Regions from separate parts of the Mus musculus genome. Here region 1 is linked to region 2. Evidence: chromatin loops called from intact Hi-C (ENCODE). Cell type or tissue: left cerebral cortex. All regions are shown on one strand. Each heading gives the region's core, and the rest is flanking DNA. Links, peaks and the distances in the headings are about the cores only.

Region 1 (10,273 bases), core at 2,866-7,865, 67 kb before region 2:
AGGATGGACCATCTAGAGACTGCCATACCTGGGGAGCCATCACATAATCAGCCTCCAAACGCTGACACCATTGGATACACTAGCAAAATTTTGCTGAAAGGACCCTAATATAGCTGTCTCTTTCTTGTGAGGCTATGCCAGGGCCTAGCAAACACAGAAGTGGATGCTCACAGTCAGCTATTGGATAGATCACAGGGCCCCCAGTGGAGGAGCTAGAGAAAGTACCCAAGGAGCTAAAGGAGTCTGTAACCCTATAGGTGGAACAACATTATGAACTAACCAGTACCCCAGAGATCTTGACTCTAGCTGCATATGTAGCAGAAGATGGCTTAGTCAGCCATCACTGGAAAGAGACGCCCATTGGTCTTGCAAACTTTATATGCCCCAGTACAGGGGAACGCCAGGGCCAAGAAGTGGGAGTGGGTGGGTAGGGGAGTGTGTGTGGTAGGGTATCGGGGACTTTTGGGATAGTACTTGAAATGTAAATGAAGAAAATACCTAATTTTTTTTTAAATCCCTTCATCCCTTGGATATGATATACTTTCCTGACATTCATTCCAATTTTTATTAAAATGTCTGCAACCAGACATAATTAATGTTTAAGAGCTGCCCTCATTTTTTGTGCTAGGAGTAGGTTAAATGCCTTGGGTTAAACTGCTCAGTCTAAGGCCCTTTTTGGTCACAAAGGAAGCAATGTCTACAAAATAGGGCCAATAAGTTTTCTAGGGGTAACGGAAGTAATTCTTCCTCCTGGAAATGCCAAAGTCATTTTTTTTTTCACAATTAGGGTTGAAGAAGGTTTAGGTTGAAGCTACCTTCAGGAATGACAAAGCAATAGCATAAGGAGAAACTGATTCTTCGAAGATGTCGTTAAACATTGAATCATAGGACCCTATGGCTGTTTCCTTGATCCTCAGGTTTTCTCTTACGTGGGAGCTAAAAGTAATGTTGTTCATCAGTGCACTCATTATGAGTTTGGTCTATGGTAAACCCATTTTCTGTTACTGTAACAGCACACCCGAGGCTGAGAGGCTTATAAAGAAAAAAGGTTTAATTTAGTTCATTGTTTGGAAAGTTCATCAGCATGTGCCGTTCTGACCTCGGCTCAGCTCCCGTGGATCCTCATGACAGATGGCATCACAGTGGCATAAGCATGAGGCAGAGGTCACTTGGGGGAAAGGGAAGTGAAAGAGACACTTGGGATCTCATGAGAACCATTATTCCCTTCCAAGGACACATGCATGAAGGAATGAACAACCTCACAGAAGGCTCCACCTCTTAAAGGTTCCATTGGCTCGCACACAAACATCTAAATTGCAGTAATGTTTTATTAACCAAACCTTCTGGGCTCTGGTAAGGCTGGACTGCCACAGTGACGTCCAACAATAATTGCAGAAGGGCCGGTATGTGTTCAGGTATGTTGCTCAGATCCTTGATTTTATGTAGACACCCAATTCTTCTGGAGAATTGCTGTGCTAGCCCAGCAGTCCCGCCTTGGTCTCCGTGGTCGAACGTGTGCTGCCCTCGGTCCTACCTAACTTGTGGTGAAATGAAAGGCCATGGAAGAGTCTCATGTCCCAGAGCCAAATGTGACACAAGACTTCCGCTCACATCTGGCAACACGCATCAGCTGGAATGACTTGGAAATGTCAGCGGCCATGTGCTCAGCTGCTTACCTAGTACCACCAGGGGAAAGTGGGAGGATTGCCATCAGACTTAGCCACGCCTACTGTCAGAGAGCCCACCTATAGGGACGCGACACTAGGAAAAACGCACCGTGATCCTATGCCTGTGGGTTGTAGAGCAAGGGTTGAAGCCAATTCATCGATTCTTCTTGCCGCTCCATGTATGTGTCAGCCTTTCTCACAATTCCAGAGCCTAAAATGACGTCAGACACCTTTGTCAGCATGCGTGTCAGAGGTTGCAGACGCCTGCTCATATCCTGCAAACAGCTAACAAGCTTTCTGCTGACCCCTCATCCGTGACCCTTTTCTACACGTAGGGCTGAGGTGCTGGGTCAGGGATGAAAGGGCGACCACCTCCAACCTGACCCATAGGAGCGATCTGGGCGGCCACGCTTAGATGCTACTGAAAGATTACAGAAGGGTGTAGAAGGCAAACAAGGTTAGAAATGTCAAACATTCAGCCTGGGGGGAACATGCAGCCTGGAGAAAGAGGAACCGCGGCCTGGGGGGAACATGCAGCCTGGAGAAAGAGGAAACGCAGCCACTAAACAGCAGTAAAACAGGCAGAAAGGGAAGCAGAGGACATCGTGCAGATAGGATGAATTCGGATCCTTTCAGACAAAATGTGTCAGAACATTTCTATCTTTCTTTTTTAATGCTGACTAATTTGAATTGGCAATGCCTTCTTTCAGTGGGGTTAGATTCCTCTCTCCTATCCTAAATTCCGGACACCAATTTCCTCTCCGCCAACATCCTAAAGAGTATCAATTTCTTGGCCATCTTGCTTGAATATTTCATAGAGAAACAAATACATTCTTTAATTTTGTTACCTAATTTTTAAAATTACCCTGTTTTTTTTTAAATAAAATATCTTGGTAATCTTTTGACGTGTATTCATAAAGAGTATTGCCATTTTATGGCGACAGCATATTTCATTGTATAGGATGCCCATAATTTACTTAACTACTTCCCTGTTGACAAATATTTGCATTGTTTCAAATCTTCTGCTCTTACTGTAACACTGTGAGCATTTCAATCACTCTAGATAAATAAGTCTATAGAATAAATTCTGACAATGGCGTTCATGAGGTGAAGTATTCAAGATATACACAATTTTAAAGGCTGATTCCAAATAACTGTTCGTGAAGTTATACAAGTTTATTACCCCACTGGTAATGTCTGAGAACACCAATCTCCTCATATCTGTTCACATTTGACTTCCTTCTCACCATGCAACAGTGGTGCCCGACTTCAGGGTCCCAACTCTTTGGGAGTCAAATGACCCTTTCACAGGGTTCACCCTAGACACCAGAATATTTACACTATGAGATCTATACCACAATTCATAAAAGTGGCAAAATTACAATTATGAAACAGCAACAGAAATAATTTTATGGCTGGGGTCACTACAACCTGAGGAACCGTATTAAAGGGTCACAGCATCAGGAAGGTTGAGAACTGCTACCCTGCAACAGTAAAAATGACTATCTGGAGCAATTTGATTCCTAACTACAGCCGTATAAAGCTAGCTATCTCTTAATGTGTTTAACAAGGACATCCTCTTTTCTGTGGATTTTATTTTATTTTACACATTTTTCGCATTGGACTTGTGGCCTTTTTCCTATTAACTTATGAGAAAGTTCTATACATAAAGAAGATGAGACCTTGTTCACTAAACTGCAAATGTTTTCCGACTTCATATTTAATTTATGACTTTGTAATGGTACTTTAAAAAAAGGTGTTCTCTCTCTCTCTCTCTCTCTCTCTCTCTCTCTCTCTCTGTGTGTGTGTGTGTGTGTGTGTGTGTGTGTGTGTGTGTGTGTGTGTGTGTGTGTGTTGGTATGTTTATGTGGATGCCTGCAAGTGTCCACAGAAGCCAGAAGAGGTTGTCAGATCCCCTGCAATTGAAGTACAGGAGGTTGTAAGCCCACTGATGTGGATGCTGGACCTCTGCAAGAGCAGGCAAATACTGAACTGCTGAGCCATCTCTCCAGCCCCTATGTAGCTTCCTGCATTGCAGGAAACCGTATCCTCTGCTCACTTTCTGAAGCATCACACTGAATTGAGGTGAAAGAAGCTGAACCTTATTAGAAATGAGGAATGGGGCACAGCCAAGGAGGAACCACACCCTTCATGGTTTCTTCTTTCATTCGACACCATCACTACGTTCTGGTACTAATGCTGCCACAGAGCTCAGCCCGCTGACTAGACAAAAATCATCTCTCATGACATCAGCCACCACAGTCCAAAGGAAGACAGACTTCCTGGCTGAATCAGAGAGAAATTGATGCTCTGAGGTCTCCAAAGAATGCAGTGACCACAACAGATTTCCTTATTCTGAAGCTACCTCCTCAGACCATCCAATTATAAGAGTCCAAAGAATCAGCCTGCAGATGACTTGGTAACTGAATGAGCAAAGAAAAGAAAGAAGGGGGGAAATGACTAATGGAAATCACACTGCAAGCAAGGGGTGTGCCACACAGGACCCAAATTGCCGGCAGCAGATAAGCAAGTAACCTTGGAACCTTTCTCGAATGAGGGAGGAGGGAGCCCTTTTCAGAGGATCACATATCAAACGCAATACAGAGGCAGTGGTGGGAGGGATGATACTTCTGTTGTTATTGTTGTTGTTGTTGTTGTTAACATTTGTTTATTATTACATGTAAGTACACTGTAGCTGTCTTCAGACGCACCAGAAGAGGGCGTCAGATCTCATTACGGATGGTTGTGAGCCACCACGTGGTTGCTGGGATTTGAACTCAGGACCTTTGGAAGAGTAGTTAGTGCTCTTAACTGCTGAGCCATCTCTCCAGCCCCACGATACTTCTTTTAAGGGTTTAGGAAGAAAACTAAGCAGTTCTATAACAATACCAAGAAAATGGGCCAAGACTGTTTGCAAAAAGAATGTTTCCTGCATTTCTCAGCCCGATCTGTGGCGGTTTCGGAAAGCCACCAGCATTCTGTCTCATCTGAACCAATTCTGCTCCTGCCTTGTAGGATCCTGGGAGCCTTACCCTTGTTCACCACCTAGTCCAGTCCTCTACAGTCTATCGGCTCTCTGTGTGCTTCCTTTTTCTCCGACTGGCCTCTCTATATATAACTTTTGCGCTGGACCCTGGCAGCGCAGTCCCAAAACCTGGCAGAGCAATCTTCCCCATGCCTTGGCTTCCTGACCCACGTTCGGGCGCCTGTTCCTCCTGGAACACTGCCCTGAACTTCAGCCTCCTTGGCAAGGGCACCAGCAGCCCTGCCAGCATCCTGTTCCTCTCGGAGACAGGACAGAGTTCTTTTCCAACCCGGATGGTACTCCAGGCTCCTCTATGGTCACTCTTCTCTTCCTGAGCACCAACTGAATATTTCCATTTGCCATTGTTCCATCCGGTCCTAGTATAGATCTCCCTCCCTCTCCTACGTGGGAACTCACAGATACCTGTGTCAGCAAAATCAAGTCCCGATTCATCACACACCAACTCCACCCACTTTCAACCGTAAGTGTGTTTATTAAAAACAAGAAAATCGGAGGTCCAAAAACTCCAGGTTTGATTAATCCTGCAGCCCGCGGTTGTCATGAAGGATCTGAGACTTCTCTCTTGGCTCTGCTAAATGTGCTGCCTACTTTTCAGAGAGCTGCATAGCAGCGGACCTGATTGGGTTGGGAAAGTCTCCCCGGCACCCTAGGAACAATCGATTCATCCACTAGGAGATACTGGCCAGCCAGCTGCTGAGCTACTCATGGTGTGAGGGAATTTTGACTAGCATCCTGGCAGTATAATATCTAGAGACAGAAAGACATTTCTTGGAACGTCTGTTTTGGAGAGAGAGAGAGAGAGAGAGAGAGAGAGAGAGAGAGAGAGAGAGAGAGAGAGAGAGAGAGAGAGAGAGATTGAGATTTTTCTAGAAGCATCACAGCCCACCACATCCCCCTGCCATCTTGTCCTGGTTGTGTCCCGGTGTTAATGTTCTAGCCAAGACTGCCAAATGGATAGAATGACAGGTCCCCTGAAGAACATGAACAACTGCTGCCTCACTGTTTGTTGTGTGTTCTTTTAGGTGGGAGATAGCTGTACTGGCTGGTTTTGTGTGTCAGCTTGACACAAGCTGGCATTATCACAGAGAAAAGAGGAAATGCCTTCATGAGATCCAGCTGTAAGGCATTTTCTCAGTTGGTGATCAAGGGGGGGGGGGGGAGCGTCCATTGTGGGTGGTGCCATCCCCAGGATGATAGTCTTGGGTTCTATAAGAAAGCAAGCTGAGCAAGCCAGAGGAAGCAAGCCAGTAAGTAACATCCCTCCATGGTCTCTGCATCAGTTCCTGCTTTCTGACCTGCTTGAGTTCCAGTCCTGACTTCCTTTGGTGATGAACAGCAGTATGGAAGTGTAAGCCAAATAAACCCTTTCCTCCCCAACTTGCTTCTTGGTTGTGATGTTTGTGCAGGAACAGAAACCCTGACTAAGACACTAGTCTTTCTGCTTGGACCTCTCTGGAGGATTCAGTGTGTTTCTGAACTGAGTAGGCTATGCCACTGAGCTCATTTGTAACGTGACTGTGACTGTACCTAAAGAATAAAAGACAAGAGAAACAGCGTTAGAGGTAGAGAGCAAGGAAGGGGGAAAATGGCATAATATGGTATCCAAGTATGAAAATTAGCCCCAAAAATGTAAATTTAAAAATATTCCAAAGAAGTAATCTCTATGAAATGCATACAGATTTTTTTCTCACCATTCATCAAATGATAAATCATAATGGATCAAATGTTATCTAGGAAGAGAACTGCTCTTTTCTTTATATGGAAGCCTGGACTTCCATAAACAATGAAGCAGTTGGATCAGAATTAGTATTCTCCAGCCAGGCTTAACCTGCTCCTCTCTCCAGCAAGGATGCAGCCTGTGAGCTAAAATGCATCTCGGGTTTTTCCGGAGGCACTGCTCTGCACTCTGAACTGAGGTTGCAAAGTTATCAGGATATGGTGACTTGTCCGTCCCTGTGCGGCTGTCTACACCAGCTTGCTTGTAAGAAGGAACCTGAAGACAGCTCTGATCATGTCAACATGGCATCTAAATGGCCCTTCTCTGAGCCCCATCTAGTTTCCTAAGCTTCTCTCTTCGATTAACAAAAACAAACCTTTGGGGCTGGAGAGATGGCTCAGTGGTTAAGAGCACTGACTGCTCTTCCAGAGGTCCTGATTCAATTCCCAGCATCCACATAGCAGCTCAAAATTGTCTATTATTCCACATATATATATATGTGTGTGTGTGTGTTGTATATATATAAAATGTGTGTGTATATAACTATATATGTTGTATATATATAGTATATATGTGTTGTATATACATATATATAGTAGATATATAGTGTGTATATATATATAGTTTGATATATAGTATATATATATAGTTTGGTATATATTATATATGCACATATATATATAACATATATGTATTATATAATATATTAATATGTACATGCAAATGTATATATTTCAATTTCTATAATATTTATCTGGGTTTTTTTTACACAAGCTTTATATAAATTTGTATTGCTTAGTTTTCTGCTAGATGTAATAAAATCCTTGCCAAAATCAACTTAAGGAAGGATGGGTTTACTTTGGCTCATAGTTTGAGGGTAGAGTGCATTGTGGGAAGGAGGTCACAGCGGTGGCTGAGGCCACTGGTCACACTGGGTCTTCAGTCAGAAGTCAGAGAGGTGGGGGCTGACACCCAGTGGTCCTTCTTTCCCTCAGTCTGGGACCCCAGCCTATGGGACAGTGACATCCACATTTGGGGCAAGTCTTCCTTACTCTGTTAAAACTTCCTGAAAACACCTTCATGTGTTTCCAAGGTGACTGTACACCCCCTCAAGTGACAATGTGGTCCTCTTAGCTTATTTTAATCTAGAAGAATTTTCTGACATTTTATTTATTTATTTATTTATTTATTTATTTATTTATTTATTTATTTTTAATCATGACAATCTTTGAAAACAACACACCAGTAAAAAGAAATCCTCAATTCTGGACCATTTGGTTTTTACCCCAAGGCATCATTTAACCTGTTTTTCTAGTTTGAGTGTGCGGTTAAAAGACAAGCCTGATTAGACTCAGGCTGAGTTTGTCAGGAGCCCTGAGTGAAAGCATATAGCCCATTGAAAGAGTTTAATAGAAGGAAGTTAAATGAAGAGGCTGTTTTCCAGATGTGTGGGCGGGCATAGGGAGTAACACCCATGGGGGCTGTCTGCGTCCCTGTCCTCAGGACTGAGCTGATGAATAAAGCTCTATGGGAGTTGTAGTTTTGAAAGAGATCCCCACAGTGAATCCCCAATCTAAAAGTAACACAGCAGCCATTGCCTAGCGTGCACATAGGGAGAGTGTAAGGCAGTGGAGCCTAGACACCATACCACTCCTCTACCCTGGGCAAACCCCCTACACACACACATACACACACACACACACACACACACACACACACACACACACACACAAGACCATAGTTGATAGGGAAAGTCTACAGCATCCAGGGCTAAACCAAGACAGACACCAATGTGTTGATAAGGGTAAATGGAGGAAAACACACAGCTCAAACATTTTGGCCTAGGATGCTTATAAGATACAAACAACCGTGGAATGGAAATATTTGAAAGAAATTATACTGACCAGGTTCAGCATAATTTTTTCCTTTATATCACTCCCCCAAACTATCTGCATAACAACAATTTACAGTGTGCTCCCTATTATACTTAATTAGGGGACGATTTAAACTATACATGAGAATGTGCAGGCACTATACGGAAACATCGGTTTATATAAGAGTTTTGAGCATGCATAGGTTTGGAAGATCATAAGGAGTCCTGGGACTATTCCTTACAAATGCCGAAGGCAGCTTCATTCTCCAAGATCTTAGTTCAAAGGTCACATACAAGAAACATCCAATAAATATTTGCTGTGTTAGCAGGTGGGGTGGTCCACACCTTTAATCCCAGCATGCTTAAGGCAGAGGCACGCAGAGGCAGGCAGAGGCAGAGGCAGACAGAGGCAGGGGCAGGCAGAGGCACGCAGAGGCAGACAGAGGCAGAGGCAGGCAGAGGCAGGCAGGGGCAGGCAGAGGCAAGCAGGGGCAGGCAGGGGCAGGCAGAGGCAGTCAGAGGCAGGCAGGGGCAGACAGAGGCAGGCAGAGCTCTGTGAGTTCCAGGACAGCCTCTGGTCTTTAGAGCAAGTTCCAAGACAGAGCTACACAGAGAAGCACTGTCCACATAAATAAATAAACAAACAGACAAATAAATAAAAATATGCTGTATTGAGCTCCTCTGTGGAAGATCCCCAAGCTGAACCTAACAAGCTCTCACTGTTTCAGAAAGTCCCCCACCAGGCCCCCAGCCATTCCCCTCCTAGTTAAAGAAGACATTCAGTCACTCAGCCATCTTTCACACAATGTATTCTTTTTGGAAGCCTGGGGCTTGCATTATTTCTAACTATGAAAACATACCCGGGGTCATATAATACAACCACTTCAATCACCCTGCAATGTTTCAGCTTGCTTGGAAGGTGGCTTCTGATTTCCAAATAACAATTTGCCTTTAAATAGAATAGATTAGTTTTTAAACCGGGCATCTAAAGTGTTCGGCATTTGCATGTAAAAGTGTCATTAGGTTGAAGTGAGAGTGATGCTCAGTGCTTCACAAAGGAAGTGATTGAAAAACCTTCTCTGTGGGCTGTAAAGAAAAAAGACTGAGGTGTACTGAGACTCTCAGCCCCCCTCCCTGTCCCAGCCAGAGGCAAATGGATACATTGTTATATAAAACCTGGAGGCTCCCTTTGGCTGGAAGATCTTAATTGAGCTATGTAAATTTACCAGTCCCACCTGTCTTGTGACTAAGCTAAATTGGTTTGCATCTAAACCTCATTATCCACACATAGGAACTTCAGTATGGCTTGGCAATATAGACATCTGTTGGACTGCATTTTCTTGTCAGTAAGACTAGAAAGCTGAATTGATTAATATCTATAGTTACCAAGCACTCTAACTCCATAAATCTTTTGGGACTCTATAATGGATCAGATATACTTCCTATGATACTGACTGAAAATATCCTAAATATATATTATATGTAAATGCATATAAATACATATAACATATGTAAATAAATATCATATATATGATATTTACATATATGATATGTACATACCCTAAATCTGAGCGAAAGATAATTTGTTATCTAAAGAACATGTTTAGCTTTATTCAATACCTTTAGATTCCCAACAAAAATATTACAGCGGGGGGGGGGGGTTGCAGGGGGGGTTGCAGGGGGGGGGAACTACCAGACATACTGAAATTTTCAGTGGATTCAATTCCTAGTTCTGCCAACTACAAACTGTATGAAGTTGGTCAATTTACCTACCCTTAGCACAATAGGCAGAATGTCTCTGATGCCAGACCTTACCAGTCGAAGGCTGCCCAGTGTGTGGTGGTGTTTGAAAGTGGGGGTCTCTGGAAGGTGACAAGTTCCTGAGAACGAACAAACAAACCAAAACAACCATGATCCCTAGAAGGCCTGTGTCACCAGAAGTGTCACAGTCTCTGGCTTTATTACTGGAA
Region 2 (10,273 bases), core at 2,136-7,135:
TTGCTTCATGAACAAATATACATAAGAAATACAGTTATCTACAGGAAATGTGTACACACACACAGTCAATGACAGATGAGAGAGAGGAGAGAGAGAAACTGAGAGAGAGAGAGAGAGAGAGAGAGAGAGAGAGAGAGAGAGCAAGCAAAGCATATGGAAACTCATTCTGTAACAAATCCAAACATTTATATTCCTATATCCAGCCCCTACTTCCCCAGCTCCATAGCTCTCAGTCTGAGGCAGAAATACCACAATTGTAGGATCATTTAATCTATTGAGTCTTCCTTTCCCCCAAGGTCCCTTAGAGCCTTGGAGCTGCTTACCATATGACCCACAGACAGCAACAGCAGCAGTAGTAGTACTGTGTGTAATCAGAAACACAAGCCCTTACGCCCTGCACTCCCCCCAGTCACCAGCTGCATTTGAACAAGAGTCCTGAAAGGTGTTGTAAGGCTGAGATAACAACCCACTCTTAGACTGTCCGTTGCTATTAGTCTAGTAAATTCTGTAGCACCTCAGAAACCACAGCTGGCTATGAAGGACTCGTGTTGGAGGTCTTTCTATGTGGTGTGCATGTTTGTGTACATGCAGGTGGGGAAGGGTGCATGTGCACATATGTGCATGTGCGTGTAGATGACAGGGGACAGCTTCAATGTCAGTCACCGTCTCCTCCTGTTTGGGTTGGGTTGGGTTGGGTTGGGTTGGTTGGGTTGGGTTGGGTTTGGTTGGGTTGGGTTGGGTTGGGTTAGTTTGGGTTGGGTTGGTTTGGGTTGGGTTGGGTTGGTTTGGGTTGGTTTGGTTTGGTTTGGGTTGGGTTGGGTTGGGTTGGGTTGGGTTGGGTTGGGTTGGGTTGGTTTGGTTTGGGTTGGGTTGGGTTGGGTTGGGTTGGGTTGGGTTGGGTTGGGTTGGGTTGGGTTGGTTTGGGTTGGGTTGGGTTGGTTTGGGTTGGGTTGGGTTGGGTTGGGTTGGGTTGGTTGTGGAGAGGCATGGCACACAGACCATGGCACTCATGTGCCATCACAGGACAACATTCAGGAGTCAGTTGTTGCTTTCTACCATGTGAGCTCTGGGGCTCAAGCTCAGGACATCAGACTTGGGGACAAGTATCTTTGCCTACTAAGCAAACGCAGGCTTCCGCAGCCAAGTTCATCTGTTTGTTTGTTTTTAACAGAATCTCTAAGAATTTCCTCACGCTTGCAAGCACTTAGCTGGTGGCACCATCTCCTCGGCTTCATGGAGGATGCTTTCTGGGTGCTGCTGAGAAAGATGTGACATTATTTGGGCCTTCACCACATGGCAGGCATGTAATTCCCAGGATAGCAGGTGCACTGCTAATAAAAGGCAGATCGAGTTGGAAGCCAGCTAGCTTCTGGGTCCCCATTTCCCATCAGTGGAATTCGAAGCCAGAAGCAACCTCCCAGCAGGGGTCCCATTGACATCTGGGACCAGGCTATTTTGTGAGGCCAGTCTATGTCCTACATGGTGGCAGGGGTTCCTGTCCATCACCCACTACAGATGTCCATTAGCATAACAATCTGGGGACCCCTTCTCTACTCCCTGATACCTGTGAGGTTTTACTGACCACATCAAGAGCCATTGTTTCATATCGTATGGCATTCAGTCATTCTGAGAAACCCGTTTTCTCGGTTTGTTTCTTTCTTCCAGTGTTGAAAATACTTAACAAAACCCTCTAAGCTTACATTATGTTTCATTTCAACAGAAGGCTATAACTATTTAGGGCATGCTCTGTGGAGACGAGAAGACGAGGCTCCTGCCTTCTAGCGGAGGACCATCTGGTTAAGGAAGTAGGAGTTGGTATGCGCAGTAGTGAGGAAGCAATTCAAAGCACTCTATAGTAAAATCTAGAACGACCCCAGAGTCCTAGATCCGTACTATGGCTTTGTGCCACCTACTGAGATGACTGCAGTTCTCCAAGTTCCCGCCCCTCCCTCTGTAAAGAAAATAAAGTATTATTCAACAGTGACCATTCATCACAGGCTGGTGACTAAAACATGATGTGTGTTCCCTAAATATCAGCCATCCCCGCTGATCCGCTTCCTCTCCATCAGGGAGGAAAGTGGATTTCAATGAGATGGGAGATGTGCATTGTGGGGGAGACGGGATACTGGGCAGCCAGCACACCGTGAGTAAGAAAGAGCCTGGTGTCAGGAGGGAGCTTAAGCTGGGGAGGAAACTACAAAGGAGACACACCCCAGACTGAGGAGAGAGTCCAGGCCGAATTGGTTATGAGAGGGAGTCCAAGAAAGTGAAAATGAGTTTGTATTTAGTATGTGGACTCAAAATCTCCTGAAGGTTTTTATATTTTTTATTCTGTATCAAGACTTTCAAATACAGAAGAATTTCGAGTCTATAGGCTAGAGTGAAGCTTCCAGACTCTTCCCACAGCAGCCTCCAAATAGGGATCTGTCTAATACTGATGTCTTTGTGTGTTTGTTTTTGTGTGGTAGATAGATAGATAGATAGGTAGATAGATAGATAGATAGATAGATAGATAGATAGATAGATAGATAGATAGATAGATGTAGGTGTAGATGTAAGTGTGGATGTGGTGTAAGTGTGTTCGGGTATACATGTGTGCATGTGTGTGTTGAGGCCAGGGGTCAGTGTTAAATGACTCCCTCAATTGTCTCTATTTCTGAGGTAGGCTCTCCACTGAACCTGAAGTGCCTCAATTCAGCTAATCTGGGCGACTAATGTGACCCAGGGATCCCCCTGTGTCCATCCCCAGTGCTGGGCTTACCACACTGGGGTTCTGTATGTGTGGGCCAGAGAGTCAAATTCACAGAGGAACTCGGAGACTTGTTTCATCCCCTCTGTCCCATGTCACTGGTGTCTTTAAGAAGTCAAAAAAACAAAAAACAAAAAAAGCAAACAAACCAAAAAAAAAAAAACAAAAACAAAACCAGACACTGCAGTCATCTTATTTTTTTAAGATTTATTTTTATTTTCACCCCCATTTAAATGTGTGAATGTGTGTGTGTGTGTGTGTGTGTGTGTGTGTGTGTAAATTGTGTGAAAGTGTGAATGTCTGTGAGAAGGTGAGAGTGTGTTGTGTGTGTGTTTGAATGTGTGTGAGATTGTGTTGTGTGTGAGAGTGAATGTATGTGTGTGTGAGTGTGTGAATGTGAGTGTGCACGTGAATGTGTTTTGTGTGTTGTGAGAATGTGTGTGTATGTGTGAAAGTGTGTGTTTGAATGTGTGTAAGAGTGTGTGTGAATGTGTGTATGTGTGAGTATATGTGAGTGTGTGTGTGAGTATGTGTGTGAATGTGTGTACGTGTGAGTGTATGTGAGTGTGTGTGTGAATACATGTGTGTAAATGTGAATGTGTATGTGAGTGTGTGTGAGTGTGTACTGTAAGCGTGTGTGTGTGTGTGTGTGTGTGTGTGTGTGTTTGTGTGTGTGTGTGTGTGAGCATGCGTTCATGCAATGTGTGCAGGTGTCCTTGGAGACCAGAAGCATAGCAGATACCCTGGAGCTGGAGTTACAGGAAGTTGAAAGCTGACTGACAAGGGCTCTGGGAAGCCAACTTGGGTCCTCTGAAGAGGAGGAAATACTCTTGACCAAGAAGCCGCCTCTTTACTCCCGTCCCACCCTTTCAGCGGAAATGTTTTGGTTTGGTTTGGTTTGGTTTAAACTCGAACGCTATCTAATTTAGTGTCAATTTTAGTAAATGTGCAGATTTGAGTTAAGTCACATAAACTGATAAATAAACCCGGATATAGGGAGATGTTTGGTCCTCTATTTTATGAAGTGCAGGATTTCATCATCGAAGGAACCAAAAGCCCCTTAAACACCGTCCCAGAGACCCCTGCTCACGATTGTGCTAAAGCTGCTCTCCACAGAGTTCCTGCTTCTGCTGCTCATTAGGAAAAGTACTTCAACACCCAGCAGAAAAGAATAATTAGCAAATCAATTAATTAAGGGCCTAGCAACACTCTTCCTGCCAGCCTCAGCCACAGCTTCCTTGTAAATAAGCTCTTTTGCCTACATTAAAGTCATTAGCTCTCCATATGTAAATAGTAAAGCCCTTGGATTTCAACGGACTGCCTATCAGGGAACAGATTTCAGTCCACCTCGATGTAGTCAGGATACTGCAGACAAAGAGCCATGCTGTCTTAACCAAGAACACAGCTATACATAGCTTCTGGGTCCATTCATTTCCCAGATTCACCTTTCCTCCTTGGGACATTAGCCAAACATCTATTTTAGTTATAACACAGACACAAGGAAACGCTATAGTAATTAAAGAAACCACCCATTTCCTTCCCCTGACGTTCCAGGAAGCCACGTTATTTCTGCAGACCAATCTCTATTTGCTGACAATTCGCCTGAGCTTGAACAGCCAAATAAAATGTCCTAGAAACTGTCCTTGCAGCGACAGCCAAGAACACATCTGAGTCTCGGCTCCTTCCACAGGAAAATGCACACCAACAAAATATGTGCTTGTGTGTATTTAAGACACGAGTGTCTAGGGTCTCATTAGGTTCTGAGAGATTTAAAGTCCTACCACCCTGTAAAAACAAGCGTTTGAAGGAACTGGCCCTAAAGTTAGCTGGGTCCTTTGCCAAATTCACCTCATATTTTTATTCCTGTGGTTATCCTCTTTTTAAATTACTGCTGTTTATTTTTGTGCCTCTTGCCATCGTCTCCATCGCCACTCTCTTTACAGTGAGTTTTAAAACAAACAAATCGTTTATATTCATATACACCTGCTGGCCATTTTAGCTTTTCAGCGCCTGTCCCCCAACACACACGCTGTCGTGTCTTGGAGTTTTGTTCCTTTCTCCTTTTTTGTTCTTTTTCTCTTCTTTTGTCATTTCTCTTCTCCACTCTAAAGAAGAATAAACTATCGGAAGCCAGCCTAACAGAAATGAAGAGGGTCTAAAGCAGTGGTTCTCAACCTGTAGGTCACGAGCCCTTTAGTGGTCAAATAACCTTTTCACAAGGGTCGCCTAAGACCATCAGAAAAAAATCAGATACTTACATTATGATTCATCACAGTAGCAAAATTGCAGTTATGAAGTAGCAACAAAAATAATTTTATTCCTCACCACAACATGAGAAATTGTATTCAAGGGCGGGAGCATTGGGAAGGTTGAGAACCACTGGTCTAAAGAGACGTTTGTGTGGCTTAATCCATCAGACTGTTGAAACGATGGATCCTAAGAAGAAATAAAAATGAAAGAGTCCCTAGGAATCTCGAGGCAGAAGAAGGAAAAGGCCCCAGGCAGAGCGGGGGATTTGTCTCCCAGGACCCGATTCTAACAACTCGGCAGACTGCCTTACAGGATGAGACTGTAGCCCAGAAGATGAGCCAGGGATGTGAGGGACCACCGGAACTGTTAGATGCGCACAGCCTTGGTTCCTGCTGCCCCTCCCCCAGCAGCTCTCCCCTGTGACCTCAACCCCAGCTTGCCACCACTGCTCCTGACCGCCTCACCAACCTCACCTTAATGTTGTGAAACCACCTTTTACACAAAGGCGTTCAGGAGGTGGGGCCAGTCCGGACCCTTTAACATCCATTCTGTGGGTTCTGGTTTGTTTGATTTGCTTAATGGAGACAAACCCATTACCTGCCATGGGATACTATAGCTTTGAAAGACCTGGGACCATCCATTTATACTTTATATTTAATGCAGCTGGTCAGCCTTGGGTCGTGCATCTGCCTTAATTTTTACGGTGTGATGGGTTTTGGGGATTTTTGTTTTTTGTACTAAGCAAGATTCTATGACTGCCAGCTGTCCCTTCTGATCCATAAGTTAAAACCAATGATTCTTTCTGACAATATTCAGTACTTATTGTAGAACTTGTGGCAAAGGTACTATTTGCCTAATTAGTTTAGGCAATTAATAATCTTTGCTGCCCCAAACTATAAACTTGCAAAAAGCAGCTTCCCTTCGGTGTCTCCTCTCTGCTTCTTCTACCTTTTACATTGCTTTGTCTCCAGTAAATAAATAAACAAATAAATAAACAAACATGGTGTCTGACAGCAAGGCGGGAGGCAGAGGTAGGCCGATCTCAGTGAGTTCGAGGCCAGCCTGGTCTACAAAGTGAGTTCCAGGACAGCCAGAGCTACACTGTGAAACTCTTGTCTTGAAAAAACAAACCAGACCAAACAAAAGGTGCTTGCATATATTAATGGAGATATGTGTGTCTTATAATTTTTAATTAGAAAATAAGTAAATGCATGTGGAACAAATGAGCAAACCCCTCTGTCTCTTGTACCCCACCATCTTTTAATGTCATACCCAATCATCAGACCCCAGCCCTGGTGGCAAGATGACCCTGGCAGGACCAGAGACGAACATGCCCTGCCTCTGACTGGCTGGCTGTGTGCACAGCATCTCTGGATCCTTTCTGGAACAAAGCAGGAGGCACAGGGAAGAAGCACTGGCTTTCCCGGCAACAGTGTATCTTTCTGTAATACTTTCCATTTAAAAGCTATCTCCCTTTATAAATGTTCTCGACATTTGCACGTGATCAAACCTGAAGTCTCTGGGCCCTAAGGTGATGGATTTTAACTTACATACAGGAAATTCTTCAAACCCAAGTAGAAGTTGGCAAAAGATAACTTTTTCTATGCCACTTTGTAGAAGCTGCTAATGGCAAAGCAGGCTGTGCAATATAAATTATTCAGATCATAAGTCTAAAACCATTAGTTCATTGTGATCAATAACCTCTAAGAGAGCTGGCGTGTGGGATTCAGTTTGGGAAACATAATTAGTTTTGAAATATTCAAATTAAAGGAGACTCGGAGCTTCATAAAGAGCAGAGTGTCCCGATTTGTAAATAAGAGAATGCTGGATCCTGGTCTCTATCATAATGAATCCAAATCGTCCTCCCTTTCCACTTAGATAAAATTTCCTATATTTTTTTTTTTATTAAATCACATTCCTCTGGTATTACTAAAGCCTTGATTGCTGAAAAATGTTTGGTGGATTCTGCGAAGTCAGCTAAGGCCATTTGCTGACAAACTACGCTGTGTCATCCTAGGAAAAGCAGAATTAAATCCTAAGTGTCAGTGTTGAAAACTGTCCCTTCTACACCACAAAGGATTTTACCCACACTGACAGTTTGTAAAATTAAAAGGTCCAGACTACCATCCTTGCCATGTGACCTACATAAGCTATATTATTATCTAAAGTTTATGTGTTAGGTCCCGTTCTTGCAAAGATAATACATTGTCTTCTAACTTTCAAATTATTTGCCCAGAGAAGTGTTTGTTTTTTCTTAAACCTGGATCATTAAAATTACACTGGATTAATCCTTGTTTTAAGATAGTTTTTCAACATCCATACTGTTTCTCTTAGGGTTTCTATTGCCGGGAATAGATACCATGACCACAGCAACTCTTATAAAGGAAAACATTTAATTGGAGCTGGCTTACAGTTTCAGAGGTTTGGTCCATTATCATCATGGCAGCTGACATGCAGGCAGACATGGTCCTGGAGAAGGAACTGAACGTTCTACCTCTTGATCTGTAGGCAGCAGGAAACTGTGTGCCATAGGGCCCAGAAACTTCAGGTTTGATCACGTGCAAATGTCGAGAACGTTTATAAAGGGACATAGCTTGAGCACAGAAGACCTCAAAGCCCACCTGAATATGACACACTTCCTCCAGCAAGGCCATACCACCTCCAACAAAGTCACATCCCCTCCAGCAAGGCCACACCCCCTCCAGCAAGGCCACATCTCCTCCAACAAAGTCACACCCCCTCCAGCAAAGCCACACCTCCTCCAGAAAGACCACACCCCTCCATCAAGGCCACACCCCCTCCAGCAAAGTCACACTCCCTCCAGCAAGACCACACCACTCCAACAATGCCACACCTCCTAATAGTGCCATTCTCTACGGACAAACATTCAGACATATAAGTTTATGGGTCCATTCCTATTCAAATCACTACACTGGTGATATTTTGACTCACCATTTATTTGGTATGGAGGCTGTCCTGTGCATGGCTAGCGTCCTCCTTCTCTACCGACTGCACCGCAATACCACCTCCCCAGTTACCTTCCATCACTTATGAGGAAGGAATATATTGTCCCAACTAAAAACCACTCTAAACTGGGCAGTGGGGGCGCACGCCTTTAATCCCAGCACTTGGGAGGCAGAAGCAGGCTGATTTCTGAGTTTGAGGCCAGCCTGGTCTACAGAGTGAGTTCCAGGACAGCCAGGGCTACACAGAAACTCTGTCTTGAAAAACAAACAAAAACAAAAAAAACAAAAACAAAACACCCTAGTTGTGTTTTCATTTTAATAGGCTCTCACTAAGTTACCCAGGCTGGCCTTGAACTTGTGACACTTCTGTTTCAGCATAGTGACTGTTAAGATCACAGGTTTGGGTTACCAGGCCTGGGTGAGAACCATTGTTTTGATCTATAGCTTCCATCCATATAAGAAGACATTATTGTACCATTTTGTTTACTTTGTCCTTTTTCTTTCTTTATCCATAATCCCAAAAACTGTTCACTAAACACGCAACACATATAAATTAAGAATTTCTACATTTAGTAAGGATCTTCTTTAATCCTTACCAAAAAGCTGAGGGAAGTGACATTTTATTCTCATTTTGTGGAAAAGGAAACTGAGGATTGAAAAGGCCAATAATTTGTAAATATATAACTGAAGGATAATCCCAGGTCCAGTGGATATTAGAACCACTCTATGGTGCAGATATTTAATCAGGACACTCTAGTGCAGATCCTAACAACACTCATTGCATCTTGGGAAAATAATATGCCTTTCCTGCGTCATAATTGCCTCACATCTAAAAACAGTTACAATTTATATCTCGCAAGGTCAGGGCTTTTTAATCAAATAGGATGTATAAGTTTACAGCTAAGCAACTACATAGTACTGCTATCGTTATAAGAATTTTTATCTTATTATATAGTGTTAAGGAATTGGCTTAAATTATGTGTCTATTTGTGTGACTATGTGTGGGTATATGCACATGTAAGTAAGCTCAGGTGCCAGTAGAGGCCAAAAGAGGGTGTTGGATCCTCTTGAACTGGAGTTACCAATGGGTGTGAACTGTCCGACATGGTTTCTGGGAACCCACCTGGGTCCTCTGCAAGACCAGCACTGGCTCCTAATGGCTGCAACATCCCTTTGGCACCTGATATGTTTTTACATCAGCCATGTAGCTGGAAAAGAGAATAAAATTCAGAACCCTATTCATAGAGAACCAAGAGCTATCGTGTGCACTATTATAAAAATCTTCACTTCCTGCTGAACGAGAGTCAGAAACCTTAGGAAACCTCTTTATCCTGTCCATAGAACATAGACAAGAATTATAATAATCCTTACTCTCGTGCTCACCTCTTTGAATTCCGTTTCTTATGAGGCAGACCCAGCTTGGTTTGAGCTCCTACAGTATGAGTTTCTGGCTGCTCACTGTCTTCTTCATCATCCGGGTGTTAGCTCACAGAGAACAGCAGCCATTTTTGCTCACTCCTGTCAGCATCTCGAACCAGCATACGACCCTGAATGTGCAATCTCAAGTCAGCTTGGGTTTCAGATCAACCGCAAAGAAGCTGTGATTTTAGTAATCACCTATAAAGTACTATAACCAGAGTTCCTACTTGCGGGGTCACTAAAACTACTGCTTTAAACACTGCAGCTAAAAAACGTCACCACTGCCTAGCAAGCTTCTGTCTACAGTCTCTTCCTACCCTCTTCTTCATCTGACTCTGTCATTTATCTCTCAGGTCCCAACCCGGTGAGACCTCTTCCAGGAAGATGTCTGAAGCCTGAAACCATCCATTAACTGAGGTGAGGTTAACAAATGTAAATAATAGTACATTCTGTAAAGTCCTGTTAAACTAATTTCAGTTTTCAGTATTTCCCTCGTTTCTTGGAGCCAATACTTCTAATCTTTCAATGTTATTCTAGTTTGACAAAACTCATAGAAACTGGCAAAATCCCTAGTGGATAAAACCTGGGAATCGTTATCTGCATTTTTATCCACTCTGCTGACAATGTATTTACAGAAGATCCCAAGCCCAGTGAATCTCTACTTTTATGAGTCTGCCAGATAATTTATTTATTATTTGATTATTATTAATGTATTTATTATTATTTATTTTAATCATTTATTAATTTATTTCCACAGATAATCATCTAGATCAGATCTTTAGACATTCTTCCAAACATAAATAATTGAAAGCAACGTGTTTGGACCTCCACTGTTTCGAGGGCAGTAGGGCTCTTACGGATTCACCTTTGGGTGTTACATCATCCCATC

The links. Peaks named below come from ENCODE experiments on the same cell type or tissue, not always from the same donor. Only the 100,000 strongest peaks of a DNase experiment are listed, where the experiment ranks them.
Region 1: it touches region 2 in a loop (4-fold over the local background); 6 of 42 quality-filtered maps call a loop at or near these places.

The regions. Positions count from the first base shown.
Region 1 is chr10:118,044,130-118,054,402 of GRCm38, reverse strand. It overlaps Gm32663 (a long non-coding RNA gene), which reads right to left. Exons shown (of 6, transcript XR_003948955.1): 2 at 1,777-1,878. Among named protein-coding and RNA genes, the nearest start is that of Gm32663, 36 kb to the right of the region's middle. In left cerebral cortex, for the core only: no CTCF peak of the experiment used is centred there; a DNase peak (open chromatin) is centred at 4,896.
Region 2 is chr10:117,976,762-117,987,034 of GRCm38, reverse strand. No RefSeq gene overlaps it. Among named protein-coding and RNA genes, the nearest start is that of Gm32663, 31 kb to the left of the region's middle. In left cerebral cortex, for the core only: no CTCF peak of the experiment used is centred there; DNase peaks (open chromatin) are centred at 3,567, 3,942 and 4,340; H3K27ac peaks cover 1,015 bases.